Regions from separate parts of the Homo sapiens genome. Here region 1 is linked to region 2. The links are chromatin loops, found by intact Hi-C in ENCODE. Cell type or tissue: sigmoid colon. All regions are shown on one strand. Each heading gives the region's core, and the rest is flanking DNA. Links, peaks and the distances in the headings are about the cores only. Region 1 has its middle 87 kb from the start of LINC02005. Region 2 overlaps PDZRN3-AS1 (PDZRN3 antisense RNA 1).

Region 1 (16,045 bases), core at 3,624-8,623, 87 kb after region 2:
GCTAGGACCGAGGCTGGCACATAGAATGTCCTCAGGAAATGATATTTGAATGATTGACGTGTCTCATTCAAAATGACCTCCTCCTCATCTGTTGTCGTGCGATATGCATCATGGCTGAACCATTCTTTTCGTATATCGTGTATGCACTGCCTCACTTCATTTCTGGTACCCACGACCTGTCTTCCCAACTAGATTGTAAGTTTGGAGTGGTGACATCTGTGGTTTCATCTTGCGAATGATCCAATCTGCCTTCTTTGGCACAGCACTCTAATTTTCCTTAATGGAAACTATCCTTTCTCCATCTCTTAATCCATGTGATTTTGGTTGGGCTAATATTATTCTGCCCCAGGGATGGATGTGTGGCCCAGACTTATCTGAATAGAACATGGCATTACCCTAGCAACAGGGATTGCTTTGGAAATGTCTATTGACTCCACCAAGGTACTGATGGGGAAATAGGAGTACTTTTTTTCTATTGAGATTGCTAGAAATTTCTAGTATATCTCTTTGCCCTACTTTTTGAGTTCGTGTCTGGAATTAATGCTTTAACAGAAGAAAGCAGAGTTCAGAAATGAACAGTGGCAGATTTGTGACAACATTACTTAAGTACCTAGATCCAGTTATGCCTAAAGTCCAGCCCTAGAGTTTTCCAGTTACCTGAGCTAATGTGTCAATTTTTAAGAAACTAAAGCCAGTTTTACTAAAGTCAATAGTACAGTGCCTTATGCTATTTATTTACTTATTCATTTATTCTTAAATCTGTTTCATGAAGAACTTAAAGATGTTTACAGAGGTACATACAACTGTAAAATCAAGAGTTTAAAAAATAGTCGAAGAAAACAAGATAAGGGAGCAAAAGAGAGGAAAAAAATATATTAGTCTGCAAAGCATCTGCTGGGAAGTTCTGTACATTTTCATGGTAGGCCACACATTTAGCCCTGATATTTCAAGAGCCAAGGTTAAAAGTACAGTGAAGTTGGTTATAATCCCAGCACTTTGGGAGGCCGAGGCGGGTGGATCACGAGATCAGGAGATGGAGACCATCCTGGCTAACATGGTGAAACTCCATCTCTACTAAAAATACAAAAAATTAGCCAGGTGTGGTGGTGGGCGCCTGTAGTCCTGGCTACTCGGGAGGCTGAGGTGGGAGAATGGCGTGAACCTGGGAGGCGGAGCTTGCAGTGAGCTGAGATTGCGCCACTGCACTCCAGCCTGGGTGACAGAGTGAGACTCTGTCTCAAAAAAAAAAAAAAAAAAAAAAAAAAAAAAAGAGTCACAGCATACATAAAAGACATGAAACTGTGAAATTCCAGACTGGAGAGATTGATCTTATTTATCACCTATTTCTGGAACTCCGTAGGTTTATTAAAAGAATTAAATAAACGAATGCAAACAAGTTGTATAGAGCTACCCAAATACTGCTGCTGTTGAGGCCACAGGGAATTACCTGCAATAATCTATCTAACTCTTAGTTTAACAGTATTATTCCGAATCATAAAATTCACTCATCCAGGTTTCTCTTTGGGCTATAAACATTATAGTCATATAATGATTTGGACTTGAATTAAATAACAAAAACCCTCCAAATTGCATTTATTTTATGGGTAAGTTTGGCTTTGTGCAACAAGTGCGTTGTTTGTAAAGTAGATTATGTCACAAACATTATTTATCTTGACATTTGTATGCTTCTTTATGTTTTGTACACAACTTTGAAATTGTAGGTGATTAGGGGTTCTACATAGAATGGTAACTTCTCGTTGCTTTGAGTTATTTGCTCTTTTTCATGTTTTCTTTTTGAGACAGGGTCTCACTCTGTCACCCAGGCTGGAGTGCAGTGGCACAATCAGGGCTCATTGCAGCTTCGACCTCCTATGGCTCAGGTGATCCTCCCAGCAGAACCTCCTGGGTAGCTGGCACTACAGGTATGTACTACCACTCCTGGCTAATGTTTTTATTTTTTGGTAGAGAGGGGGTTTGCTATGTTGCCCAGACTAGTCTCAAACTCCTAGGCTCAAGTGATCCACCTGCCTTGGCCTCCCAACGTTTTGGGATGACAGACATGAGCCACCATGGCTCAATGGTGGCTTTTGGCTTCAATCTGTCAGCTCTATGATCAAGCCAACCCACTAGCCTCTCTGTTCATTAACTTCATCACTTCCAATAATCTTTTCTTCTATCTACCTCAATCAGCCCAGAACTACACTTATCAAGAAATATACTTCCTCCTATCCTTCCAAATCATTTTCCCAGCACAATAATTCCATCCATTCCTTCAAGACGTCTAGCCATTGATTCTACCACTTTGTCTTCTTCTGAGACACCTCTCATATCTTTTCCCCATTTGCCCAGGTGAGAGTCCGAAGTCTAACATTCTTATTCTTGTCTTCCATATACCTGCAAATTTCTTGCCCTGGCACATCCCATCCCTAGTTATATCCTCAACCCAACCCTCTGCCTGCTCCATGCTTGATCCCCAGCAAGGAAATGTGATGTGAGGAAACGCTGCTGATGGGTTCCACATTACATTTACAGACACCATATCAAGTGGGAAAGAGTGTAGTTCTGCAACTTGATTACATATCCTTAGTTGGTTTATTCGCTTACTCATCTAGGTGACTCATGTTTATTAAAGCTTTGTGTTTCCCTAATCCTGGGTGGAAGAGAGTTTGCCCATCTTCCCAATCACCTCTGAACATGTACTGCATCTGCATTCTCATTCTCTGTGTACTGGGTCTCTTCTTTTCTCATCTACTCACACACTTCACTCCTGCAGTTGACACTGCTCTTTCCTACATAATCCATTTCTCGCTCTCTTCTGGATTGTCTCTACCAGCTTACAAACAGGATAAGCAATCTTCCTTCTTGAAAAACCTCCCAAGTCTCCACTTCCATGTCCTACCACTGTCCCATTTCTCTGCTCTTCTTTATAAAATATGTTCACTGGGATAGTTATGTCTACTCACTGTCCTTCCTTCTCCATGTACCATTCTTTCCTAACTCATTCCAATCAGGTTTTCATCTCCACCACTTCACTGAAACTGCTTTTGTCAAGGTCACTGATATGGGTTGGCTCTGTGTCCCCACCCAAATCTCATCTTGAACTGTACTCCCATAATTCCCATAATTCCCATGTGTTGTGGGAGGGACCTGGTGGGAGATAATTTGAATCACGGGGGCAGATTCCTCTGTACTGTTCTTGTGGTAATGAATAAGTCTCAGAGGTTTCTGCTTTCGCACTTCTCTCATTTTCTCTTGCCGCTATGATGTTTAAGAAGTGCCTTTTGCCTCCTGCCATGATTCTGAGGCCTCCCCAGCCATGTGGAACTGTAAGTCCAATTAAGCCTCTTTCTCTTCCCAGTCTTTATCAGCAGCATGAAAGTGAACTAATACAGTCACCAAGGGCCTCCATTTTGCCAAATCCAATGATTCCTTACCTCCCACTGGGTCCCTCCCACAACACATGGGGATTATGGGAACTACAATTCAAAGTGAGATTTGGGTGGGGACACAGCAAAACCACATCACCAATCCTACTCCTGTCTCAGGGCCTTTGCACTTGCTCTACCTCCACCTGAAATCTTCCTCCACTAGATCTTCACATGACTTGCTCACTCGTTTCATTCAGTGTTCTGCACATGTCTCCTCCTCAGAGAGGCCTTCCCTGACACCCCATCTAACAGTGCCTCCTGCCTCCATTGTTCTCTGTCCTCTTGTCCTGCTTTGAATTCCTTCATAGCACTTAGCACAAACTGACATGACTTTATAAATTTCTTTGTTTCCTACTTGGCTGCACCACTAGAATGGAAACTCTCTGAGGACATGGGACATCTTTGTCTTGTTCACTGTGGAATTTCTAGTGTTTAGAACAATTTCTGACAAATTGTAGATATTGAATACTACTTAGATAAATAGCTACAGTCATTTATTAGAATATGGATGTGTAACAGACACAGCACTAGGTGCTATGAATACTGGGACAAATGAGACTATTCCTGCCCTCGAGGAGTTGCCAGTCTTGTGCGGTCATTCTTGACATGTTCTCCTTGGGCCATCAGCATTGGCATCATGTGGGAATTTATTAGAAAGACAAATTCTCAGATCCCATCTGGACCTACTGAAATAGCAACACCATGAGTGGGGCATCTGTCTGCATCTTAACAGGACCTCCTGACAGCACAGATGTGGGGTGGAGTTTGAGAACCACTGGTCTAGTGGGAAAGTCAGATCTTAAGCAGTTATGGTATAGTGCTGGCCAGTGTCATTAGCAAATGCTAGAAGTTTAAAGAATTTCTTTGTTATAGGTAAGACTACTGTGCCAGTTCAAATAAATTCCCCAGCATATTTGTCATTTTCCATTTTCTTATTGTTTCCATTTTTCTAAAGCAAGTGAACTTATACTCTGAACAGAAGGGAAAGAAAAACAAAACCAAAACCAAAACTGCAGGTTCAAGACCAAGGGAGTTGTAGCCTAGTTTAACCAGTTTTCTAAATCCAGTTAAACTAGGTTATAACTCTCGGGGCTGGCCCACGCTCTGTGCTGTTTAAATTACAGAATCTCAAAGTGGATTGGAACAACAGGCCCAGTGTTGCCTGGTGTGAGCCTGCAAAGTACCTAGACAATAGAAGTCACTCACAAACAAGGACTTAATACAGTGCTACGGATCAAAACCTCAGTGGAAAGTTAGCCTTGGTCCAAGAAAGCAGGCCAGCTCGATTTCAGCCCCACTCTATCTGCACTGTCCACATGTGAGTGTCTCTGCTTGAGGTTTCTGTTAATGAGTTATTAGTACAGTTTTTAGTGAACACCAGTGGGCTATTTCCCCACCACCCTTACAAACACCAATTAGCCTGTCCAGACCTCTGATTTCAGCATCAGATAAAAAGAAGACCTCCTGGATGTTTCTACCTCATATTTACCCACTGAGCAATACTTTGTGAACCAGTTTAATTGGCTTGAATACCTCAGACATGCTATCAGCTGATAAATCAGCAGGCGGCTCTTAGAAAATTAGGTCAACCTTAATCTTATTTTATTTAGAACCTGGAGTTGGAAAGAAAGAAAGAAAGAAAGAGAGAGAGAGAAAAAAAAGAAAAGAAAGGAAGGAAAAGGATAGAAGTTTGACTAGGTTTCATTGTGTTGAATTTATTGGCTATTTCAAATCTTCCAGGATGTCTGCTGAAGCCCATATGAAAACAGTTAAATGCTATTCTAACAGACTCCAATATGCTAGGAATATGATAGGGGATGTTGAATGGAAAATTCTCTAATTACTATGTTCATATTTCATGGTGAAATATATTCAAGATTAACTATATTCTAATGGGATGGTACATGTATCCAAAACATTTGGGGGCAGCTTGGTTGGGTGGGAAGGAAAAATAGCTTAATTAGGCCAGAGATAGAGTGTTCATAGAATTTCTTGTTGTACACAGCTAGTTTTAAATTTCTTGTTTCACAACTTTGAGCTACTGTTTATGAAATCAGCATTGTTAGGAAATAAATTTGGTCAGCATGCCCATCTTTCCATTTCTACACATGTGGGGCCATATTTGATGCAATGTGAGCCGTTAAGAGTCAGGGCAGCCGCCTAAGGTAAGGTATGAGGTACATAAGGCCCTCTGTGGGTTTCACAGTCATCTACTGAACTTGGAAGCCAGTCAGATTTTCTGAAAATATACTGAAAATGACGTTAAACTACAAAGCCGAGTTTTCAATATGTTGTAAACATCCTCACAGCGAGAGCAAAAATAGCCCACTTTGATTCATTGCCTGCCAATGCTTGCTCTCAAGAGTAGCCAAGAGGAGCAAAGAAGCTGGAAAGGAAAAAAGAAAACCAGAAAGAGACAAACAGAGAGACAAGAGAGAGAAAAAGGGTCGCGGGTTAAGAGAGACAGAGAGAGAGAGCAAGAGAGGAAATTTTAAAGTAAACAAGCAGCTCTAAGTACCCTGGACTTAACTTGCTGAAAACTTCAGTGGAAAGGGCAAGCCTCACTCGGAGGATCCTCGGATAATAAAAGACGTCTTGGTTTTATGAAGGTAACTGGCATTGGCAGAGCTGCTGGCTGCCTGCCTGCATAGTCCCACGACCTATGACTTAATTTGGATTTTGGATTCATGCAAATATGAGCATCAGAGAGGAAATAAAGTCTCAGCTGACAACCAGAATGAATTTCCTAGCAGAGCTCATGAGTACATCCTTACTGTGGAGAAATAAGGGGTTTTCCAGGGCTTCCCAATTCTCAATGCTTCTAGCACTTGGATATAAAATGTTAAGCAGGGTCCATTTATAGATGACAGAGGGAGGAAAAAATTACAAGAAGAAATGATGTTCATAATATTTAGAGTACGCGCATGGGAAAGATATTCAAAAGAAACAATGCTGATTATGTAAATATTTTCACTCCAAAGTTTGATGAAGTTAGTATTTGTTTTCTTATTCTCTACTATTTTTATTGCAAATTTATAGAATTTAACATTTTTTTCTTTTACAATGGCATTTTTAATTGAGTTTTTAAAACCTTCAAGCATGTTTAATTCCATTGCATTCTTCTTCTTATTCCATATTCCTTTGAGTAGCTCACATCTTTCAAAAAACTTTGCTCCTGGATCTCGTAGACTCAATTTTAGAACTGATGTTCCCTGTTTCAGGCCACCATATTTGCTCTATTTAATAACATGTTATTCCAGGGATTTCATAGATCACCAGAGAAGCCCTAGTTATCTGCTTCAGCCCAGATTCCTGGGTCCAAATCCCAGTTGCACAGTTTGATAATTGTTCAACTTTCACAAGTTACATATTTTCTCTGTAATTCAGTTTCCCCATTTTCAAAATGGAGACAAAAATAATACCTATCACATAGGGTTGTTGTGGAGGTTAAATGAGTTGGTATAAATTAAACGCTAGAATAATTCCTGGCACATGGTAAGTACCATAGAAATGTTAGTTGTTATTCTGAGTCACTCAATCATTAATTTATACATTCAAGTTTTATTGGGTTATCTATGCTCTACTCCTCTGACTACAGGGCCTTTGCAACTATAGTTCTCTTCGTCTCTGTTTTTTCCCTCTTTACTCGAATAAACTATACTCTTCCTAACTTAACCTGAATGCCATTTTCTCTCAGAGGTTCCCCTGTACCCCCAGAATAGATCAGATTTTCAGTGTCCTCAGTTCCCTTCCTTCATCACGTTTATAAGAGAGTTTGTAATTATGCATTTGGCTTTTATTATTTGGCAACTATATGCTCCTCCCTAGACCATGCACCCCATAAGAGCATGTACCACGCAAGTTTTTGTTCACCATTGTATCCTCAGTGACTAGCGGAGAGTAGATGTTCAAGAAGTAATTGCTGCTGAACCAGCGGGCAAATGTGCCATCACTGTACTGGGCACTAATGAGTAAAGATCAGTAATTCCTGCTCTTAAGGTACTTGCAGACAACTAGAGGCTGGAGTCCAGTCTGGACTCAATTTCAATTGTCCAGGTGAATAATGAGGAAAAGCACAACCTAGGGCAGTGGCAATGTTTCAGATCACCTGGCTCTGTGGCCTCATCATCTGCCCTGGTGGCCTCCAGAACACTTGATGGCAGGGTCCCAAGAACAGGCAATAAGAATCTGGCTAGCAGAGGAGGATAAAGTGCCTATGCCCTTTCAGAAAATTGCCCTTGGGAACCCTCAATTCGTACTGAATCTCTAGCTTAATGATAGCAGGAAACTCCAAGAAATTTCTCTCCAATTTTTTTCTTGGATAACTTATTCAGGCTGCTACTGACAGTGCCTCTGCAAAGCTTCCTCTTCCTGTAAAATAATTTTAAACTTAATTGTGAGTTCAGTGGTAGTTGTGATTCTCAGATGTCTATTCTTTTAAGGAGTTGGCATTGGTCTACTGTTTTATGCATAACATTTGACTGCATCTTCAAACTTTGCCTGGTGTTTCACTACCAGGCATACTCAGTTCATCTACGTAGTGTGGAGAAAAATGGAGATTGGAGGACTTCATCTCAAAACTTTAATCCAGCCAAGCTTGTATCTTATTTCTATTTCCTTTCTACACTCACAGGAATAATAGTTTTACAGCGATGAACATCATCAACATACATTTATTAAGTACTTATAGCTTAGTAAGTAGGTCATGGCATATAGGACTTTAGGTTATAGGTCTTTTATATCTCTACCAATAGCTGGTTATATGACTTCAGGTTAATTACTTAATATACTGTGCCCTCATTTTCTTTCTGTATTATGCAGGTTATTTTGATACTTGCATCATAGTTTCTGTGAAGTTCAAGTGTGAGGAAGCAGTGAAGTAATTAGATCAGGGGTCCCCAACCTCCAGGCTGCAGACCTATACACAGGCCTATTAGGAACCAGGCTGCATAGCAGCAGGTGAGCAGCAGGCGAGTGAGCGTTACTGTCTGAGCTCCACCTCCTGTCAGATCAGTGGTGGCATTAGATTCTCATAGGAGTGTGAACTCTATTGTGAACTGTGCATGTGAGGGTTGTAGATAAAGTGCCCCTTATGATAATCTAACTAATGCCTGATGATCTGAGGTGGAAGAGTTTCATCCCTAAACCATCTCCCCCAACTCTTCCCTGGTCCATGGAAAAAACTGTCTTCCATGAAACTATTCCCTGGTGTCAAAAAGGTTGAGGACCAATAGCTTAGATAATACATGCACAGAATGCTCAATAATGGTAGGAATAAGGCTGATGCTGGTACTGATAATGTGTTCCTCGTTTGTGAAGTTCATCATGATCTCAACTCAGGAATTTACATTAAAGTTGTCCTGGACTGCCTATGTATCTAGGTATGTGCTAGAGGCAAACTCAAATTATCTCCAGAGGAAGTCACTTCAACTTAAGTCACATAGAATCCCCTCAAATACTTAAGGACAATGACCAACATACAGTTAAAAATAATCAAGCACATAAGGAAACAAGGAAATAAGGCAACAAGAGTGAGAGTTGAGAGTGAGAACCAGCAGGGACAACAGAGAGCAAAAACAATGAAGACTTCAGATATTGGACTCATCAATACAAAATTATAAAACAATGAATTCAGAGTATTTACATCAATAAAAAGCAAGCTTGAGAATACCTACAAGCAATAGGAAACTCTAAAAATGGCAGAGATGAGCTCTGGGTATCATTGTAGCTGAATCTTTTCATTAGTTTTCCCTTTACCATAGCCCTTTACACAGCCTGGTCTGCCAATTTCCCATTTTAGGTCTGGGCCTTGACTTGAACCCTAATTTTAAAGTTGGGGTCCCAAAACATGCTCTTTGATATGTTGCTTCCTCTAGAATGGGATTGATTCCACTTCCTGTGCTTCCTTGGCAGAGTTGGAAATCTTGCCAGGAATGAACAGATATCCTGGGACTTCAACTTGTTGTAGGGTAGTAGCAAATCTCACTCCCTATCCTCTGTCCACTTTGGTTTCTATTTCACAGAGAACAGATCTCAAAGTGGTTAAAACAATAAAGAATTTTATTATTTCACAAAACAGGAAATCAAAAGGTAGCCTGGGCTGTAGGGTTGGTTAATTCAGCAGTTCAGCAATGAACTCAGATTCTTTCTGCCTTACCATCCACACCATTGGCTTGATTCTACAGCTGGTTTTACTCTTCATCTCAAAGTGGCTGTCAGGAGCAATCAGAAGCATTTGTGTGTTTATTCAAACCCAGTCAGGGAGAGAGAAAGTGAGGCTCCCCAAAATCGCTGGCTAAAAGTCTTTTCTTTGTTCTGATTGGGCCAACACAAGTCATGTGGGCACCCTGCTAAACATATTTACTGATTGGCTTAAATCCGAATTTCTCAACCAATCACTGGCAAGAAAGAACTGATTTAGAGAAACGGCTTAGACCAGTGAGTGGTTCCTGATTCTCCATGGGGCTGAAACTAGCACTGTGAGGAAATGTAAGGGGCTGTTGTTGTCACAATGATTTGAGAGAACAGGTGGAATAGAAGTTAAATGTCTTGCAAAGCATAAAGAAGATGACAATATAGTCTCACACAGTACGAAACTGTCCTCTGACCTGCAGGATATTAAAAAAAGACCTTTATTGAGATATAATTTACATACCATAGAACTCACCTATTTAAAGTACACAGTTTAATGTTTTTTACATTATTCAAGGAGTTTTACAACTATCACTATGATCAATTTTAGAACATTTTCATCTTTCTCTCTTCCCAAAAAACCCATACTCATAGCAATCACTCAATCTCCCACTCTCAGTCCTAGGAAATCTCTAATCTACCTCCTGCCTCTATAGATTGTCCTAGTCTGGATTTTTGATATACAGTCAGGTGTCACTTAACAATGGCAATACTTTCTGAGAAATGTGTTGTTATGAAGTTTTATTGTTGTGTAACATCATAGTGTGTACTTATACTAACCTAGATGGTATGGCCTACTACATACCTGCGATATATAGTATAGTTTGTTGCTCTTAGGCTACAAATCTGTACAACATGTGACTGTAGTGAGTACTGTAAGCAATTGTTACACAAAAGTATTTATGTATCTAAACATATGTAAACATAGAAGAAGTACCTGTGTTAGGCTGTTCTTGCATTGCTCTAAAGAAGTACCTGAGGCTGAGTAATTTATAAATAAAAGAGGTTCCTTTGTCTCATGTTTCTGCAGCCAGCACAGGAAACATAGCTCTGGCATCTACTTGATTTCTGGGGAGGTCTCAAGGAGATTTTACTCGTGGCAGAAGGCAAAGCAGGAGCAGGTATGCCACATGGCCAGAACAGGAGCAAGAGAGAGAAGTGGGGAGGTGCCACACACTTAAACAACCAGATCTTGTGAGAACTCACTCACTATCACAAGGAGAGCACCAAGCCATGAGGGATCCACTCCAAGGACCCAAACACTTCCCACTGGGCCCCATCTCCAACACTGGGTATTACATTTCAACATGAGATTTGGTGGGGATATATATATATATACACAAACTATATTGGAGCTGTAAAAATATGGTATGGTAATCTTATGGGACTACTGTTGTGTATACAGTCTGTCATTGACCAAAACATCAGCAGCACATGACTGTAAATCAAATGAAACAATATGTGGACTTTGGTGGCTGGCTTCTTTTAGTTAGCATGTTTTCAAAGTTCATCCATGTTGTAGTATGCATCAGTACTTCATTCTTTTTCAGTGTGAATAAGATGTTCAGTGTGAATGAACAATGTTCCATTGTTTGGAGATACCATATTTTATTTATCCATTCATCATAATGAATATTGAATCTTCATTGATGGGCATTTCAGTTGTTTTCTCTTTTTTGCTGTTTTGGACACTCACATACAAAGTTTTGGGTGAACGTATGCTTACCTTTCTCTTGGGTATATACCTAGTAATGGAATTGCTGGATCATATGGCAACTCTATTTTTAAACTTCGGAGGAACTGCTAGACTGTTTTCCAAAGCAGCTGCACCATTTTACATTCTTCCTTGATCTGCAGGTGGGAATATCTCTATAACCATTTGAGTGCATTATATGACTGATTTACATATAAACATAAAGCACTGATTTGCAAGATACAATTGGCAACCACACTATTTGTTGTATTTCGGTTACCAAAAAAACACATCTTCTATCAGTCTATACCAGTGGCTGTCAGCCAGAGGTAATCTTTCCCCCAGAGGCAGTTTGCAATGTCTGGAGACATTTTCGGTTGTGAGGTGTGTGTGTGTATGTGTGTGTATGTGTGTGTGTGTATGTGTGTGTGTTACTAGTGTCTAGTAGATGGAGTCCAGGGATGCTGTTATATATCTTACAATGCATAAGACAGCCCCCGACAACAACAATAAAAAGACTTATCTAGCCCAAAATGTCAATAGTGCTGAGGCTGAGAAAACATGATGTCAACTCAGAGTCCTCAAATTCACAATGCTTCTTTTTACAAGTACACCACTTTCCTAGTATTTATTATGTGCTTTAAAGGAGTCATGCCTGGGCATTTTCTGATTGGAATGCATATAATCTTATTATAGGAAATGTTTAAAATCTTTTATATCATAGTTAGGAAATTATGTAGATTGTATAAAATATATAGATTATACTAGCTTTGAGCTTCATTTCTGGATAATACAATTGCTAGAACAGGAATCAATGGCTTGGATCCCTCAGGTTCAACACTGGGAGCTGGGATGGGTGCAGCTTCCTCAGAGACCATTGAGCCTCCAGGGGAGGGATGGATGCTGGAGGGAAACTGGGGCTCTGTGAGGGAGGAGGAAGAGGAGAATGCTGCACAGACAGTAAACAGGGTCTACTATAATTCCTAGTGTTTGCAAAGATCCAGATTTAGCTCCTGGGGAAGCCTAACTGTATTTCCTACCTTGTTACTTTATAATCTTCTTTCTTTTGTAGCTTCAACTCATTTCAGTAGATTATGTTATTTGCAACCAAAAAGATCCAGAAGTAAAACAAAGGCAGGTGGGAAGATAATGTAAGTGAAGGAAAAAATAGTTTGATATCCTCGTAAGTTTAAAGAAGGACTGTTATAGATATGAATTAAAATTGTCTTGCCTGTTGCCTTTTATCAGCAGATGTGGCTATGGGGCTTATCCGTTTACAAATTTGAAAAAGATGGAGAAAACTTAGGCTTCATATTGAAGATGCTGCAGAGTTTGCATGTGGGCAACAAAGGCTTCACAACAAACGAGGTGTCATGGGAAAAATAAGAGCTGAAAACGTTTCCTGCCTCTGGGAAGTTGGTGCTATGAAAGTTTCCTCTGCTAAGTAATCAAGTAGCACATTTCTCTACTGGTCTGTGAAGAAGAAGGCAGTACTATGGCTGACGAGTTAAACTTTTCTTTGCAGCTTCGAACCTCACTGTGCGTGAGAATCTCAGCATATGTGTCCAAGCCTACCTCTGCATGTTTGGGTTTAAATCAGATTCCTGGATACTGCTCTAAGGGATGACAGTCTTAGTAGGTCCTGTGGGTGCCTGGGAATCTGCATTTTAAACAAATGCTTCCTCCTCATCCTTTATTCCCCTCTCCTCTTCATGATTTTGATCCAGGCTTTGAGAATTTTGCTTTAGATGTAATGATTCTTGTCTTTTTCATGACTGAGGCAAGAGTTGGGAAAGACAGTGCTGCCAGCTTGTCGTGCTGCAGTGAGCTTACTCAGATCCGTTTGTCAGCTCAGCTTTCTGACTGCTTAGAGAGCCAGAGAAGCTGGCTCTTCTGGGAATGGCTGACATTCCCGCGACAATGGAATTTCCTTTGCTGCAGAAGATGTGGCTTGCATCACGCTGTGCACAGATTTTGTTGCTACTCAGTAAGATTTCCCTGAAGTGGCCTCAATTGAGTGATGGCTAGGAATGGGGCTTGCAGGCCCTGAGAGCACACTGATTGCAGTGTGAACATCATGCAGGGTTTTGCAATGCAGAGGAAAATGGTGTTGGGCCAGTGATCATGTCGGCTGCCTTATGAAATGTACTTCTTGTGCCCTCGCAGAGGAGTTACTCTTGATACTGACCAGGGTTAGCGGAAGTGATGAATGTATTTATATGTGTATATAACCCCTGATGGGTTGAAGTTTCTGTGTTTTCAATGGACTTTGATGTGGAGGAGAAAATACATTTCAAGAAGAAATCCCTGTAGGAGAGAAGCCTGGGTGCCTTCCCCCTCCCCCAAAGGCATTCTGATCCAGATAGAAAGCAGGCCCTGAGGATATAAAAATTTGAAGTGCTGTGGAAAACAGTAATTTCAGCTGGGACTGCTGGTGGGTGTGGAGAGATGACTCAGATTCATGAAAGAGAATCAAAGACATCCTGGAAAGAAGAAATGTGTTTGGTAGCATATGGCTGTTTTGCCTTTTTCTTTCTGGGAATGGGGGAGCTTTGAGAAGGAATACAGGGCATATACTAGTGTTAGGGAGGACTAGGGAGCTAGATGTCACCTGCCAAGGCCAGAGGTGTCCTTAGAAAGAACAATAGGCCATCTTGGTGACAGAAATGGTACTAGTGCTTCCTGGATAGCAAATACCAGGAACTCTGTAGCACTGCTCTCCTCACCCTTCCCCATAACTGACATTGCCAGTGGATCACAGTGCCCTTTTTCACTTGAGGCAGTCATTAGCAACACGTCAGAGTTAGCACTCCAGATGAGATTGAAGATACTTAAGCATTCCACCGAAGAAGATCAGAGAGAACTTCTCAGACCAGATGAAATGTAGAAACAAGACAAATATCACAGAATGGTTCCAAAGCTTCAAAATATCTTGGGGGATTCTCTGATTCCTTTCTAAGGACTGTGAGAAACCTAAGATAATTTATATCAATGACAATAAAAGCAGCTATTATTTGTCAAACACTTTCAATATGCAGGCACTGAGCTATTTTTGTGTCATTTAATCCTCATAGCAGTGTTGTGAGGGGCTGACATTCCTATTTTACAGGTGAAGAAACTGAGCTCAGAGAGGTTGATTGACTTTCTCAGGGTCACACAGCTGATAGGTTGTAGCCTACTGTCATTACTATATTTTACTCCCCCTGCAGTTACCCTTTTATCTCATTCCTCATATTCTCCCTCCAATGTTTATCTTATATTTAGAGTTTACCTGTCACCTATAGTCAGGTAGTGTTTCCTACACTCAAAAGGGTGCAAAACTGCATGGGTGCATGCACACAAATACACACACACATCCTCTAAGGGTAGCTAAGGCATCCCTCCCCTGTACTCCCACAGTACCTTATGATTACTCCAATCAAAGCACGTATCACTCTGTTTTTAATTCCCTTATTACTTATTTCCCCCATAAGACTGAAATCATTTAACACAGGGACTTTTTTTTTTTGAGACAGAGTCTTGCTCTGTCGCCCAGACTGGGGTGCAGTGGCGCAATCTCGGCTCACTGCAAGCTCCACCTCGCGGGTTCACGCCATTCTCCTGCCTCAGCCTCCCCAGTAGCTGGGACTACGGGCGCCCGCCACCACGCCCTGCTAATTTTTTTTGAATTTTTAGTAGAGACGGGGTTTCATCATGTTAGCCAGGATGGTCTCGATCTCCTGACCTCGTGATCCACCTGCCTCGGCCTCCCAAAGTGCTGGGATTACAGGCGTGAGCCACCGCGCCCGGCAACACAGGGACTTTCTTGTTTATTTTCTGTACGCTTTCGATAACTAAATTATTAAGATTCCAAGTTGTTCCATAACTTGGCAGAATACTATCTTGGTATCTTGAATGTGGTATCTCGTATTCAATGAGCAACCATATACGTGTTGCTCATTGAGTATTCTGACACCTTTTTTTCAATAAACTTCTGTATAGAAACACTGTGTGAACAGTACTTGCCAGTTGGTATTTTGAGCCCTCAAATTGGTGAGATTTTTGTAGGATAGGATAAAAGCTCTAAGTGAAATGCTATGATTCTTTCTTTCCCCAAAGAGTATGAGGCTCTTTGAGCAAAACACATGTGTATATGCATACTTCTGTCTATATACATTTTAATAATAACAATAGCTGTCATTGACAACTATTAATTGACAACTTAATATGTTATAGGCCTGTGCTAAGACCCCAAGTAACATTCTCTCATTTGTCTTTTGCCTTAGGATATGTTTTGAGCATAATTTTCCAGAAGAGAAAATTGAGGCTCAGAGAAGTTAGGAAATCTGCCTGAGGCCACACAGCCAGGAAATGACTGAGCTAATATTCTGACCTAAAACGTTTACCTACACAGTGTCAGTCTTAAGCAGGCATTTAGAATCCAGAGGGCTTGGGCTCAAGATTATCTCTCTCAGTCTGGTGAATGCAAGGTAATGCAAAGGATTAGCCCCAGTCAGACTTCTGACCAGCTCCCTGAGGTTTGTTTATCCTCTGAATTACCTGTGCGAAGATTTCTGCCATCGCCATCTCCCCTTTCTCTGCTTGTGGAGAGTGGGCTCAGGAGTGAGGGGAAGCATGCAGAAATTGTTAGTTGACACCTCGCCCTGGTCATTCCCATGACTTATGAGTGCACATCAGACACACAGTTGCCAAACACTCTCGCGTGATACTCATTTTCCCTGGGTCCCAGCTG
Region 2 (16,045 bases), core at 5,072-10,071:
TATCTTGGGGCCCGCTATCTCAGCACTTACGGTCTTTATTTATTTATTTCATTCCAGGGAAAGTTACAGAGCCTGCGGGAAGCTCCGGCTGCAACTTCAGTTCTGACCAGAGGTTCTGTGAACCTTCAGGATTTAGCAGGTTTCCAGGACCGGTGGGTGAATCTACCCGGGGAAGTTTTGGTGGACAAGAGCTGCTCGCCAGCTGTCGGAGTGGGAGAGGCCAGCGTGCTGGCTCCATCCACTTCACCTAACACCTCTGAAGTGTCTGCCCTGCAGTGTGGCAAGCGTGGTGCTGAGCGCTTCTAAATCCGTCGCTTTAAAGATCATTAGTACAATGTTGTGAGAGGGTTAGCTCCATTTGAAAATTATTTTCCCGTGATTACAAAAGAAGCGATGCTGACTGCAGAAGTTAGAACTGGGAGAAGACTCATCACCCCCATGATCATGTCAACAACTGCCCTCCTTCAGTTTTGGTTTGTTTTGTGTGTACACTCTGTCATCTTTCCATTGAGGAAACTCAGGCTAGAAGAAGGATAAAAACAAAACAGAAAACAAAACAAAACAAAAGTGCCCTGTAGGGTCCTGTAGGTCAGTGTTTCTCACATTTTAATGTGGTTGCGGTTCTGATACAGTGGGTCTGGGGCGGGTTCTGAGAATCTCCATACTGAAAGCACTTCCAAGTGATGCCAATGCTGCTAGTCCATGCTGGTCCTTGGATTCCCACTTGATTGGAAAACCCTGGCGATCCATAGATCTGGACATTCATTCCCTGCAGTACAGCAAACCTGGCTGGGTAGGATTCAGCAACAGTCCTGAGCAATGGAGGAATATTTTTGGAATTCCAAACTGGGTGTAAAGTTCATAGCATCATCCATTGATTTTATTTTATTTTATTTTTACCTCCCAAGGCTATAGACATTCCTAAGAAACACGCAGTCAGCTTTTGGTGAGAGTGGAATCAAGCTATGGAATTCTCATTTGGAATCTGCTTCCAGTTTCTGAACAGTGAAGCGGGAGAGTTCTGAACAGTAAAGCAGGAGCTCTGTATTCAGCGAGACTCTGGGGCCTGGAAAGTGGGATTACAGCATCCATTTTGTCTAATTGCTTTCCTTCTTTCTTTTATGTGGCTGCTAAAGCCCCATGACCTTCACTATTTAACTGCTTCATCAGAGTGAAAGAATTGCCTTGATGTTCATAAGGATTACTTGTTTCACACTGACCTTTAAAAAGTTGTCACTCACTAGATTTTTCAGTGCATGGTTGAGGTCACTGGACAGTGTTCTTTAATCAGTTTTGGTGGCATTTGTTGCCTATTTGAGGTGGAGACTTTCTTTTAATTGCTTTAATCAATTAATGCATTGCTTTGATAGGATTCTGCATGGGGTGGAATATTATTGGCCTTTGTTCAGATAAGCTTGTGCCAGGGAATCCTCCATCAGTATATTCATTAAACTGCTCATGGGCTCTCAGATAATGGGTAGGAAACAAATTCTTTCACCAAAGGTGTGTGGGCTTGTCAGTTTCACAGAATGAGCTAGTGTCAACAGGGTGATAATCTTCAAACCAAACTGGTTTTGAGAAACAGAGAAGTTCTGTCCTACACCATAAATGTAAATTAGTGCTTACTTGGGGTGTACACTTTTTTGGAGATGTTCTACCACCCCTCGGGTGGTCTCCCAGATGGCAGATTGAGAGGTTGTTGCTGAAATGCTACAGCTGAGGCCACAGAGAAGCCATAGCCTACTGTGGATTGGCCTCTTTAGGCAAAAGGAAAGTCTGTGCCACTCCTCAATGGTTAATTTTAGTATCAAAATTCTTGGAGGTTAGAAAAAAAATCCTACAATGTCAGAGCTGGCAAGACTATTATTTCAGTCACCAAACTTAACAGGAGAAACGAGAGCCAAAAATATTAGGAAAAAGGAGTTGAGGGCAGAGTTACTCAACCTTGGTACTACTGACATTTTCATTCAAATAATTATTTGTTGTGGTGTGTGTGGGGGTGGGGGGTTGGTTATCGTCTGCATTGCAGGATATTTAGGAGCATCTCTGGCCACTATCCAATAGACATAGTAACAACCCCTTGTTGTGACAACCAGGTTGAGAACCACAGTTTTAAGGAAGCTTTCTGCTCATTACTGAAGTCAGGCAATGCTGTCAGCCCACATTTTCTGCTGGCTGTGGAACCACCTGGTGAATGCTGCACAGTGAGAGAGGGATGTTATTATAAATCGAAAACTCAAGGCACCATACCAATAAACATGAATAAAAACTGTAGGAAGATGAATGTTTGGTGTGGCAGGCCTCCTGAGAAAAGTAGCTGATTTTTCTGACATGGATTAGATACTTACTCAACCGTCCCAGAAACATCTGAGTGTTTATATATGGATGAATTCCTTGTGGACAGCTGGATTGGTCACTTTGCAAATTATTTTTGCGACTTCCACTACCTCTTGCTCTTACCCCTTCCTTTTATCATCTGATTCTGCACTTTCTAACCAAAATGTGGCCCCAAGCCTAATAAAAATACTATTTCTATATTCACCACGATCCCATTCTGATTTTAAACTCTGTTTTTAGTGTTCTTTCCATCAGCATGTTTAATCAGAAGTTGATAATAATATCTACCACTTTTTTGGGAACTGTTACTAGGTATCAGGCACTGTGCTCAGCACTTGACCTTCATTGTCTCATTAATCCTCACTGCACATAGAGAGGTAGATATGTTGTCCACCCTGTTTTACAGATGGAGAGACTGAGGTTTATAGAGGTTACATAAGATATCTAAGTAGGCGTAGGTACCTTATAAGGTTACATAAGGTATGCCTCCAGTCAGGGATGTCAACAGGAGAATTTCAGAACCCTCACTCTTAATCACCATAAGCATTATGCGTCTCCTCCATAAGCTCCAGCTCAGGAGGCACTCCCTTACAAATGATATGGATAAGAACTCCACCCCTCCATGTTTGCTGGTTATCAATCCTCAGCTGCTCGTAGGGTCTGGATAATTTGTGGCTTCAGTACTAGAAAAAACAAACAAAAAGAAAGTCAAGGGTTTTTACATTTGTTTTTTAAATTTTCTTCCCCAGGCGTACATATTTGTATTCTACTAGCTAAAATAGCACTATACAATTAGATAAGGATCTGCTTTTACCAAATGAAAGTACCACCAGAGCGTAATAAGGTACAGCAGTCATCCACAAAAACAAGTGTGAAACATTTCGGTCAGACTGCTTGCCTGTTAACATAGCCAATGTTAGCCATCCTGGAGCCTGACACATTCGTTTGGCCATGGGTTGAAAGGTAGGGAGAAGAGAAGGTAGTTCTCTATTCTGGAGACTTTTGAAGACTTTGGTAAGTCAGGATGAGTTATCACAGTAGGGACACTAGGCAGAAGAACAAGAATTGCGAAAATACTTCTTACAAATTTGAGCAAATTCTGGTCTGCAAAAGTCTGGCTCTCCTTTCCCAACTCTCCAGATGGGATTAGTTTCCACAGCCCCAAGCACATACCCTTGTATAACAATGATCACACTTGAAATGTCTTAATTTATCTAATAATTATTTAGTAGCTATTATATGCAAAGAAGAGGCTGTTCTTGCACTGGGGCTACAAAGGCTACCAAAAATAATAAGCAGTGTCCCTCCCCTCTTAAGCCTTCATTTCACGATAAGGAACAGCAGATATCAATAAATGAATAATAAATGAGATGATTATGGAATATGATAAGTTCCCTAATACAGTGCTGCTCAAAGTGTGGTCTGGGGACCAGAAACATGGGCATAACCTGGAAGCATGTTGAAAGTGCAGAATCTCAGGCCGCACCTTGGACCTACTGAATCAGAATCTGCCTTTTAGCAAGATCACCAAGTGATTTGTGTGCACTTAAAGTTTGAGAATCACTGCTGTCAACACCATAAAAGCAGCTTACATGCTGGAGAAAAATCAAAGGGGCCCATTTGAAATAGGGCTGTCTGGGGAGGGGAAGTGTGAGTTGTCGCTTGAAGGGTGAGACTGAGCCAGCAATAGCTGGGAGAAGAACAATCCAGGCAGAACAAGAGAAAGTGCTGAGGTTCGAAGCAAGCACATGGTCTATTTGAATTAGACAGAGTGTGCCTAGAACTTGGAGCAGAGTAAGCCGAGCGAAGAAGAATCAAACAAGGGTAAAAAGTAGGCGAGAACCAAATGGACACGGGCCTGCAGGACCTGTGGAGGAAAGAGATTGAATTGATTCTAGTGCTGATTGGCACTGAAGTATTTTGGGCAGCAGAGGAGCACAGCTTGATCAATGTCTAGTGTCCATGCCACATATTACACTCTATTATAGAGTAGGGCAATCGTGTTCACGTTCTGTCCCCCATGTTTAACACTTAGTAGAAACGTAATAAATATTGAACAAATAACTGTTCCCTCTTCCTGCTCCATGTAAGTTCCTGCTGCTCAGCTCTTAAGCGTGGGTTGGTACTACCAGCATGAGGTATATGTATCACAGTATGAGTTAAATAGGCCTCTGTGTCCTAGTTGGAGTACCTATCAACATTTAGAACATTGTTCCCATAACAAAATCAATTCAGAATTATGAACAGCCAACTCCCACATGAATAAGTAGATCACTATCTGGTTGCGAATTGGTAGGCTTTGTATAGACTATGCATGTGTATATATACATATAAATGTTCACATACATACCTATGTATTTATAAACATACATGTACGTGCATACATACATGCATGTGGAACAAAAAAATTGTTTAGCTGAGCATAACAGAACATCCAAATAACCATGGAATAAACTAGTTAGAAATTAATCTCTCTCTCAAGTGAAAAAATATGAGCCATTGTTAGCAGGCTGAGGCTGGTATAGTGGCTTCCAGGTCACCAGGGACTCAGGATTCTTTTCTCTTTCTGCTCCACCATCTGTAGGGCCTGGCGTCTATGCTCATTTCATGGAGCGAGATAGCTGCTGCACAGCCAACCATTCCAGGCAGAAAAATGGAGGAAGAAGGGGCAGGCCAACCTGATTAACCTAGGGGAAGTAGCTTAACTTAATCAGGTTGGCCTGCCCCTTCCTTCAGGAGCTTTTCTGGAAGCTCCACCCAACTACCTTCTCTTGCATCTCAGCAGCAACAGAATTTATGAAATGTACTCTTTTACAAAGGCACATTGCTTCCTGGAATATTAATAGGTTCTACCCTAAGATATCACTTTTTGCATCCACTATGACGACCTAAGACAAAAAGAGAGACAGTAACAAGTGTTGACAAGGATGCAGAGAAATTGGAATCCCCACATGTTGCTGTTGGGATTGTAAAATGGGGCAGCCACTTTGGAAAATAGTTTGGCAGTTCCTCAGAATGTTAAATATTGAGTGACCATATGACCTAGGAGTCCCTCTCATGGAGAGAACTGAAAACACATGTTCACCCCAAAACTCATACACAAATGTTCATAGCAGCATTATTCATAATAACCAAAAAGTTGAACCAATCCAAATATCCACCAACTGATGAATGTATAAACAAAAGGTTGTATATCCATGCAATAGAATACCATTCACCATAAAAAGAAATGAAGTACTGATTCATACTACAACATGGATTTATATTGAATACATTATTCTAAGTGAAAGAACAAATGAGAGACCACATGTTTATTATTCCATTTATATATAATATGTAGAGGTAGAAATTAGATTAGGGCTTAGCAAAAGCTTGGGGAAGGGGGAAATGGGGAATGACTGCTAATGGGTAGAGGTTTCTTCTTTGCACATGATGAAAATGTTCTAAAATTAATTGTGCCAATGGTTACCTAACTCTGTGAATATACTAAAAAACACTGAATTGTACTCTTTAAAACGGTGAATTTTGTGGCATATGAATTACATCTTGATAAAGCTATTCTAAAAGTGCAAAAATGGTAGTAGGGTTCTGTTAATAAGGAAGAAGGGGTTGATGGCTATTAGATACACAAGTGTCATTCTCCATTTGTCTAGATACATTCATAAGCTATTTTTGTTTTCAAAATTATTTGTATTAAAGTAGGGTTTATTTTCCTGTTCATGCTAAAGGCTGCATGTTTAAAGATTACTGAATTAAATTGCATTCAGACTCTTTTTGGCTGCAAGTTTCTGAAGCCCAATTCAAAGTGAATAGGAATTTTTAAAATGGAAAGAATAGGCCACATCATTAAAAAGTCCAGGAAGTAAAGTGACTTCAGGCATGGCTGCATCCAGGTGCTCACATGAACACATTAAGAATCTGCTCTGCTTTCCCTTGGGTTAGCTTCCTTCTCAGGCACTCTCCCCACATGGTTATACACCTTCTGCAGTCCATATTTGCATCTCACTACCTTATCATCCCTAGCACAAAGAGCACTGTTTTCCTAATAGTTCCAATAAGTGTTCAAGGCATGACTCCTGACCTGCCTTAGGTTATCTGCCAACTCCTGAGCCAGGGAGTGGAAACATTCTCACCCAGACCACAGGAAATGAAGGTAAGGGAATGAGGGGTTTCCCACAAAGAGATGCCAGAAAGACAAAAAAAGTATGTCCACTATAGTCTTATTACAAGAGTCATCAGTAGTCATCACCCTCTTCCTTCAGCTAAATCACATGAAAGGTACAGTTTCTGAAGTGGAACTTAAAGTTTGAAAGTGTAAAAGATATCTGTAATGTTGGTCAGTGTTGCATCCCCAGGACCAGGGATGTTGTTTGGCTCCTACCGGCCGCTCAATAAACGTGTTGATTGGCTTTGTAATTTACCCATATATTTCCTGGTCCTAACACACTTTTTGGTTCTTAAACCTCAGAGATACTTGGTTATTCCTAAGGTGAAAAAAATCAAGCCATGACATCTGAAGAGTATAACTTATGATTACATGAATTCCTCTGTCAAAAATAAGACAACTTAATCATCACAAATGCATGGGAAGTTATAAAATCATAAAAATACATATATATACATACAGGCATACGTATATGTACACATACATAGAAATACACACAAGCACTAATTTCATTAATAACTAATTTGGAAAAGCTGCTTTTCCAATATTTAAGTATCAATTTACAGTATGTTCCTTAACATAAACAAGCTCTTTAAAGTCCTTGCAGCTCAAGCCTGTGATCTAGGAACTCATTAATTTTAATTTTTCTCCTGGCACCTTCTACTGCACTCTCATTTACTCGGTCTGTAAAATTATGATAATAATAATCCATGTTTAGGTAGCATACAGTAATAATTGTTAATTAACTAATTTTTATATGTAGAACCCCCTGAAGATTTTACACAAGTGCTGAGTATTATTATTTTAGGGTGGTGGTACAGATTCAACTTTCTGTTTTCAAGTGAGACAGGTCACACTCAAATATTGCATTCTCTTCAGGAATGGAATATTATAAACTGCTTCCATGGGCCATCCCATTGCTGACTGATTTGACATGTGAAACCCTGCAGTATGATAGCACTTTCTCTTGATGCCTAGAGCCTCAAATACCCAGAACTGTGTTCAGTGTTTCATCCAAGGGGGCCTCTTTACAGTAAAATATAAACTGCTTTGGCAGGGACATCAGCTGACACAGACCTGAACACAGATGATGCAGTGTTGCAGCTCTCAAAACTAGTGACTTCCGGAGAGCCTCCTGCCCATAATACATAGCACACAATGCTTTCATTTAAATGTCATTTGATTGTACTAAAAAATTAGGCTTGCCCTTTGTTTTGTTTTGTTTTTCTGTTGCTGTTTTTTTTTTTAATCATTTTTATGACAAAAGAATAACATCTTTTCTTCTGGGAGGGCTTCAGGCAGAACATTTTTCAGATGTCAGCCAACCAAGAGAAATGTGACATTCCTGTTCTTTGAAATCGTGTCCTGAGACTGTGGTTTTGGTACCCAGATCAAACTGGCACTTGGCAATGAAAAAGCCAGAACAAAATATTAACAAAACTGGTCCTACAGTGGTATGGTGTTTCTAGGATAATCGTTTGTTATATTTTAACAAAGTTCACTTTAACCTTTCATTCTATTTTCATTGTTGTACAAGAACAGACACGTAACGTTTCACAAAGCTGGCTATGAACTTCTACAGGGACAAAAAGTAATCGTGGAAAAAACTTCAGCAATGGTAATATTTTTCTATACAGGTAAAATGGAAAATGTGTCCAAATGCTGGCATACTCTCTGTAATTTTGGCAAACATCACACTCCATCTTGACAGAATATAAAGAGCCTTAGAAGTGGAATCCAGAAAGATGAAAGGACTTGAAGGACAGTGAGTCAGTTTGTCATTGGTGGGAATCTTCGTAGTAACTTATAATTTATCTGTGGGTTGTGTAAGCTTACAGATGAAGATAAAGCTGGAATCAGAGAGCTCCTACTGATTTTCCCTCTATTCTAAGTTTCTGATGGTTCTTTAAACTAGAGGAAGTGTTTCTAACTTTTGTAATGTATGTTTTTTGTTTTTGTTTTTGTTTTTCCAGAAGGGTCATAACTGCCTAGCCATGATGGGGATTAACCAGTTTACAAATGGAATGGGGTAGGCAGGGATGAAGCGTGATGGTCTGAAAATTGCACACAATTCCAGAGACTAGCAAAGACTTATGAGTATCTTCTGGGCAGAGCCAAAAGATGCTCCACATTCCATACTTTAATTGGGAATGACGCATTTTTTTCTCCTTGCAGAATTCACCCCATGGATAGACTTCTTATCTTGGTTTTTTGGCATTTGATAAAAAAATCATTGAATTAAGCAAATAGTATATATGGTTAAACCAACCCTGAGTCATTGAATAAGACGAGTCTGTTCATTAGAAAGAATTTCATCAAAGAAACAATATGTATGATTGTGCTCTGCATCAGGGTTGGCAGGCTTTTTCTGCAAAGAGCCAGATAGTAAATACTCTCAGCTTTGCGGGCCATGTGGTCTCTGTCACAACTCTTCAGATCTGATGTTGTAGCACAAAAGCAGCCCATGGACAATATGTAAATGAATACATGTGGCTGTGCTCTAATAAAACTTTATTTTCAAAAGGGCTGGATTTGGTACATGTGCCTTAGTTTGTCTTAGTTTCCGCAACTATCTATGAATATGCTGCTTTTCTGGCAAGACAAAATGATTAGAACTTCAGACTACTGAGGCCATGGTAACAAAATAGACTAATATGGACTTTATAATAAATAGATGCTCAATAAATGATTGTACAATCAGCTTGGGGAATATAGGGAGACCCTATCTCTACAGATAATTTTTTAAAAATTAGCCAAGCATGGTGGCACCCACCTGTGGTCCCAGCTACTTAAGAGTCTGAGGTGGGAGGATCAACTGAGCCCAGGAGGTCGAGGCTGCAGTGAGCCATGATCATGCCACTGAACTCCAGCCTGGGTGTCAGAGTGAGATCCTGTCTCGAAAGGAAAAAAAAAGATTGTTTAAAGGAGACAGTAGTGCTGTATGAACTTGGGAGTGAGAAAAACCTACATTCAAATCCTGATTCTACTACCTATTGGCTGTACAACCTTTGCAAGTCACTCATTTCACTTGAGTTTCTGTAAAAGGGAGATATTATTAGTATCTGCTTCATAGAGTTGAGCTAGATTAAATGGAAACACAGGTAAAGTGCTTGGCATAGTGCAGGGCACACACTGAGCTGAATAACATTAAGACTAAATGAATGGCTGTAAGGAGGATGGGATTGCCTATGCTTCCTGAAGCCATCACCCACAAACCAGGCCCAGGCCCAGATGCTCTGCCCTGGAGCCATGGAACTCAAAGATACCAGGGATCTACAATCAAGCGTTGCTCAGCAAAGGGGATGCGTCCTAAGAACTATTAGGCAGTTTCATTGTTGTGCAAACATCATAGAGAGTACTTGCAAACCTAGACGGTAAGGCCTACTGCATGCCTAGGCTATAGGGTATAGTCCACTGTTCTTTGGCTACAAACCTGTACAACATGTATTGTGACACAATGGTAAGTATTTATGTTTCTGAACACAAAAAAGATACAGTAAAAATGCAGTATAAAAGATGAAAAATGGAACACTTGTATAAGGCACTTACTCTGGAGCTTATAGGACTGGAAGTTGCTCTGGGTGAGTCAGTGAGTGAGTGGTGTGTGAATTGAAGGCCTAGGACATTACTGCAGACTTTATAAACACTGTACACTTAGGCTACACCAAATTTTTAAAAATTTCTTTCTTCAATAATAGGTTAATCTTAGTTTACTATAACTTTTTTACTTTTAAACTTTTTAATTTTTTAAAACTTTTAGACTCGTAATAGCTTAAAACACAAACACATTATGCAGCTGTACAAAAGTATATTCTTTCTTTATATCCTTATTCTATAAGCTTTTTCTTATTTTTAATTTAAAAATTTTTGTTCTTTTAGACTTGTTGTTAAAAACCAAGACACAAAACATATTATCCTAGGCCTACACAGGGTTAGGATCATCAGTGTCACTGTCTTCCACCTCTACATCTTTTCTCACTGGAAGGTCTGCAGGTGCAATGACATGCCTGGAGCTGTCCTCTCCTATGATACCTATGCCTTCTTCTGGAATTCTTCCTGGAGGTCTTGCCTGAGGCTGTTTTATAGTTAACTTAAAAAAATAAGTAGAGTCCGGGTGTGGTGGCTCACACCTGTAGTCCCAGCACTTCGGGAGGCCGAGGCAGGTGGATCATGAGGTCAAAAGATCAAGACAATCCTGGCCAACATGGTAAAACCCCATTTCTACTAAAAATACAAAAATTAGCTAGGCGTGGTGGCATGAGCCTCCCAGCTACTTGGGAGGCTGAGGCAAGAGAATTGCTTGAACCCAGGAGGCGGAGGTTGCAGTGAGCTGAGATCATGCCACTGCACTCCAGCCTGGCAACAGAGCAAGACTCCGTCTCAAACAAAAAAAAAAAAAGAAAAAAAGATGTAGAAGGAGTACACCCTAGAATGACAATAAAAAGTACAGTTTAGCAAATACTAGGCTATAGGAAGTTTTTAGCTCCATTGTAAACTATGGGACCATTATTGTGTATTCAGTCCATGGTTGGCAGGAATGTCATTATGTGGCACATGACTAGTTATGGGCTATAGATATGGAGGGAGAAATGGAGTGATATTAAGAAGCAGTTTTCTGGCAAATTTTGCCATAAAGGAATTAGAGGACAAAAGATAAGAAAAGACCATATCAGAGTTACATGTGAATCATCTGTCTCTTGTAGTTATTTATTATTCTGTTTATTAGCCAGTTAATCACTATAACGATTTTGACAGCACGTGAAACAAATGAAGATGCAAAGAACGCGAAGTCCTCTCTCTTTAGAAAAAGAAATGGTGCCAATAGTCTTTCAGGCAATTCCTCGAAAGTGAATAACTAGACGTCATTGTCTTTCAAAGCTAAATGTGTCCACCATGCTAACTAAAAAACGAAAGGAACTTTGCAGGAACCCTATAACTGAGATTGCCAGTTAAGATGCCCTCATTACTAAAAATGTGTTTTTAACAAATGAGGAAAACATTTGTTCATCCTTTGTTTACAGGGACCAACTGGAGGCAGCAATTGGAGAGCTATTTGTTTGAGGAAGTCATAAGTTCATGTCTTATTCACCTCTGTGTCCCCAAGATTGAGCATGGTCCTTGGCATAGAGTAGATGTTCAATAAGTGCCCATGGCATTGTTGACTGAAAGAAGAGAAGGTGCCATGGCTTTCTCAGACTTCCAAGGGCACAGACACACAGGTCTGGAGCATTCTGCTATTCAAAGCCCTTTCACAGTGCTGAGGGGCATATTGGAGACAGAAAGTGATTGCATCATATTATATGCTTGGCATAATTACACCATAGGCTTTTGTCTCCCTTGGTGCCTGCCAGTCTCAAAACACATGTCACATCCTCCCTTTGCTTATGTCAAGCACTGGGGTTGCCCACTCATTACATTTGGGACTTGTGAACTCTATGTCTATATCCTGAGTCACTTAAGCCTGGAGTTCCATGCTTGGGAGAATCAGGATGGCTTTTGTCCAAAGAAGATGACAAATAATGGGCATTTGAGTCCAGAAGGAAAAGACAAAAGTAGCAGACAAGGACCAGCTGAGGCTGAATCAGATCCCCAATGTGGACCGTGCTGATAGAGATCATTTCCTAGTTTTCTCTTAGCTTAAAAAAATTATGAATAAAGCTGCTTTTCCTTAAATCTCAAAGTGGGAGTTTAATCTGTAGGATGCTATAGACTCTCCCTTCTAAATCTCTCTCCCATCCATTTACTTCATTCCTTTGCCACCATCCTCATTCAAGCCACCATCTCTCTTTCCTGGAAAATGGATGCTTTTCAAAGTAGCCCCACCCCCCATCCCTGCATGACCCTTGCATTTTATTCAGCACACTGCTGCCAGAAAGGTCTTTTTAAAATGGAAAAATGGTCCAGAACCACCCCCTGCTTAAAGCTGTTTAATAGGTTCCCATTTCTCTTAAGAGAAAAATTGTCATCCTGCATTTCACTTCTAAGACTGGGCATGATCTCACTCTGCCTGTTTTGCCAGCCTCATTCTGAGTTCCTTCTACTTCTGCATCCAGCAATTAAAGACACTGCCAATTGTCCCCCAATAGCCATTCTTCCGTGTGTGTGTGTGTGTGTGTGTGTGTGTGTGTGTGTTTTAAATAAAACAAGCTGAGTTTTCCCTAGGCCTGTGATGACCCATCCAAAAACTACACCACTTCCAGCCTTTCAGAGTTCTGACCAATAAGTCACAAGCAGAAGTGATGTAGAAAACTTCCATGTTGTTCCTTAAAAGGGAGGAGGCCTACCCTCTGCTCCAACTCTTGTCCCTCCTACTGGCTAGCATGCAGACCAAGCACATTTGACAAGGCAGGGGTCCAAACGATAGCCCACAGGCCAAACTCATCCCACTACCTGTTTATGTAAATAAAATCTTACTGGAATACAGCCATGTCCATTCCCTTAGGCATAGTCTGTGGTTACTTTCACAGTAAAAGGTTAGAGTTGAGAAGTTGCAAAAGAGACCATCTGAACTACAAAGCCAAATATTTCCAATCTGCTCCTTTACAGAAAAATTTTCCAACCCCTGTCCTAGGAGATGCAGACCAATATGATAGAAGGAGCCTTGGTTTACGGCAGTTTAGAGCTGGCCATATTAGTCAAAACAGCCCTTTTGGGACGTTAAATCTAAAAAGTAAATCTATCTTGTTTAAGCCTCTGCATGTGGGCTTCTGTTGAAGAGTTCCTCAACCTCAGCATTATTGACATTGTGGATCTGATAATTCCTTGTTTTAGGGATCTGTGCTGTGCATTGTGCGATGATAAGCAGCGTGCTTGGCATCTACCCATTAGATGCCAACAGAATTCATCTTCTAGTTGTGACAACTAAAAAATGTCTCCAGACATTGCCAAGTGTACCTTGGGGAGCAAGGTCACCCCTGGTTGAGAATTACTGTGTTAGAACAACCTAAACAGCTATGCCGGGCTTCTCACTCTCCTCAAGCATGCCAGGACCTCCCCCAATCACTCGGGACTCACACGTGCTGTCTCCTTTGCAGAAATGCTCATACCCCCTTCTCCCTTAGCTATCTCCTACTTAACTTTCACATGTCACCTTCAACATCACCTTTTCAGGGAACCTCCAGTGATCCTCTGACTAAATGAACACTCTAACAGTTGCCTCTAATGTTCCTATGTAGCAATATTGTGATTACTGGTATAATGTTCACCACTCATAGGCACACATGAAGTCCCTCAGTAAATGGTTGTTGACTGGCTTACTATGTGCCATTGTAATTTTCAGGGGAAAGCAATTTTTAGGGGAAACCACAATTACTTTTGCACTAAGCCAACAGTTATGGTAGAGGAGGCAAACATGGGTCTTACCATGGTACTGACTGAGGGGAGAGGCATTCATATTTCTCATTAGAAAATGAGGGAGAAGCAGCCAGGGAGAAATAGAGTCTCTTATGTCCCAGAATTCCCATAAGCCAAGGGACCTGCCTTCCCTTAGCAGGCCAGAACATCTGCAAAAGTTGGTGCATTTCTGTATTTCAGAGCAACATATGGATTTATACTTTGCCTTTGGTTTTGAAATCATTTGCTTTTTAGCCCTGCACTTTTCAAGCTAAGCTATATGTGATATGATTTATTAACCCTGTACTACCCTCTGCTAAGTAAAGTTGAAAATAATCCCTAGGATCACATTTTACATTCACATGCAGATAAATATGTGAACCCTACATTACCCAGTCCCTGCCATTCTCTGAGGCAAGAGGTGAAACATTCCGACAGGTCTGTGTGCTTCCTTAGCACAGGGCCATAAGGAGAGACGTGTGTGGTCTACTTAATACCTTTAACTTACTTTCTTTTTCTCTTCAGTCAATTAGATTTTGTCTTCTCTCTCAACCCCTCTTGTCAGACTTCTGAGCCTGCAAAGCAAAAACCTCTTTCTTTGTCAAGATCCTGAGAATTCTGTAAGTGAACCTGGATACTGTAATAAAGGGACCCTCTTTTTCCTCCCTTTCTGGGACATACACTAGTTGTATGTGTGTGCACATGTGTGTGCTAATGGTTGCAAGAGATATTTTACCAACATACCAAAAGCATGTATTTTGGAGTCAGATCTGGTTTTGAGACTTATTTCTACCAGTTATTACAATGCTAGGAATACTGTAAGAAATTACATGATCTCTCTGAGCCTTAGTTTACTTACCTTTTAAATGGGGCTAACAATACTTACTTCAAGGTAACATTGTGTGAACTGAATTACACAGCACCTTGCACATAGTAAGCATTTTATGAATATTAGTTATTTCTATGATCCATTCACTCTGTCCTCCTAGGACCCCTGGGGCCAGTTACAGACATTCCTGAGATAACCAGCTGGGGGATGGAACAGACAGTGACTGTCCTCTGCTAACCAGACCATATGGGACTTCACGACTTTACCTTGACCCATCCATTTGAGGTAGCCTCTGGCAGATATTTCAAGAGACAGAATATCTTTATCATCCTAATTCTAGGAGTACATAAGGCAAGCAGTACCTGTGTACTGAAACTAGCCCTTCCACGGAGCTTCACTGTTTGCATGTGTGCAAACCTGGGCCCATGCGTGCAAGCTCATGCTTGCTTCTCAGAACCTTGGTATGCTACTCAAGAAATCTTTATCTTGTGACTTTTCTGTGAAAATCACTGTGCTATGCTCTGTCAATTTTGCAGAGAACCTGCAGACATTTGCCCAGCTTCAGAGCCTTCCTTTCTCCTCCCCTACTTGGCTAGAATTGTTTTTTGGTCATGGATGGAAGGTGTGCATAACAGCTGAAAGAAGCCTTGGAATAAGAAGACGGCATAGACAGATTGTGAAGCCACATCAGAGTGAGGGTGGGGCTGGGAAGACGGAAATAAGAGCAAACTGTCAAAGAATCCTAAGCTGGGCCAGGCACAGTGGCTCACGCCTGTAATCCCAGCACTTTGGGAGGCCGAGGGGGGCAGATCATGAGGTCAGGAGATCGAGACCATCCTGGCTAACACGGTGAAATCCCGCCTCAAATAAAAAAATTAGCCGGGCATGGTGGCGGGTGCCTGTAGTCTCAGCTACTCGGGAGGCTGAGGCAGGAGAATGGCGTGAACCTGGGAGGCGGCGCTTGCAGTAAGCGGAGATCGCACCACTGCACTCCAGCCTGGGCAAGGGAGCGAGACTCCGTCTCAAAAAAAAAAAAAAATCCTAAGCTGTAAATTATCAAACCGAGCCTAAATAAGCATCGAGGAATTTTGTCCCTAGTTGGGTAATAATGATAATAATAGCTGGAACTTGCTGTGCGCTTACTATATGCCCAAAATTTAGCGAAGATGCAAATTACATCATTTAGTCCTCAGAAAAACCCTAGTGTGGTAGATACTGTTACTCTCATTTGAAAGATGAGAAAGGTGAGGCCCATATTTACCCAAAACTTTTGGGCAGACCTGCAAATAACCAAGCAGAATTTCAGACTCCCATGTGTTGCCAGATCTTGAACTCAGCATGGCATGCAGTGGGGTCCAAAGCGTTCCATGTAGTGAAAAGCC

What was found. A loop is a pair of places that touch in the nucleus more often than their neighbours do. Peaks named below come from ENCODE experiments on the same cell type or tissue, not always from the same donor. Only the 100,000 strongest peaks of a DNase experiment are listed, where the experiment ranks them.
Region 1: a loop joins it to region 2, with 4 times the contacts of the local background. A loop is called at or near these places in 12 of 110 quality-filtered maps.

Annotation. Positions count from the first base shown.
Region 1 is chr3:73,714,001-73,730,045 of GRCh38, forward strand. No RefSeq gene overlaps it. Among named protein-coding and RNA genes, the nearest start is that of LINC02005, 87 kb to the right of the region's middle. In sigmoid colon, for the core only: no CTCF peak of the experiment used is centred there; DNase peaks (open chromatin) are centred at 5,591 and 6,041; H3K4me3 peaks cover 456 bases; H3K27ac peaks cover 572 bases.
Region 2 is chr3:73,625,355-73,641,399 of GRCh38, forward strand. PDZRN3-AS1 (PDZRN3 antisense RNA 1) reads left to right here. Exons shown (of 2, transcript NR_046681.1): 2 at 58-2,545. Among named protein-coding and RNA genes, the nearest start is that of PDZRN3, 8.4 kb to the left of the region's middle. In sigmoid colon, for the core only: no CTCF peak of the experiment used is centred there; no DNase peak of the experiment used is centred there.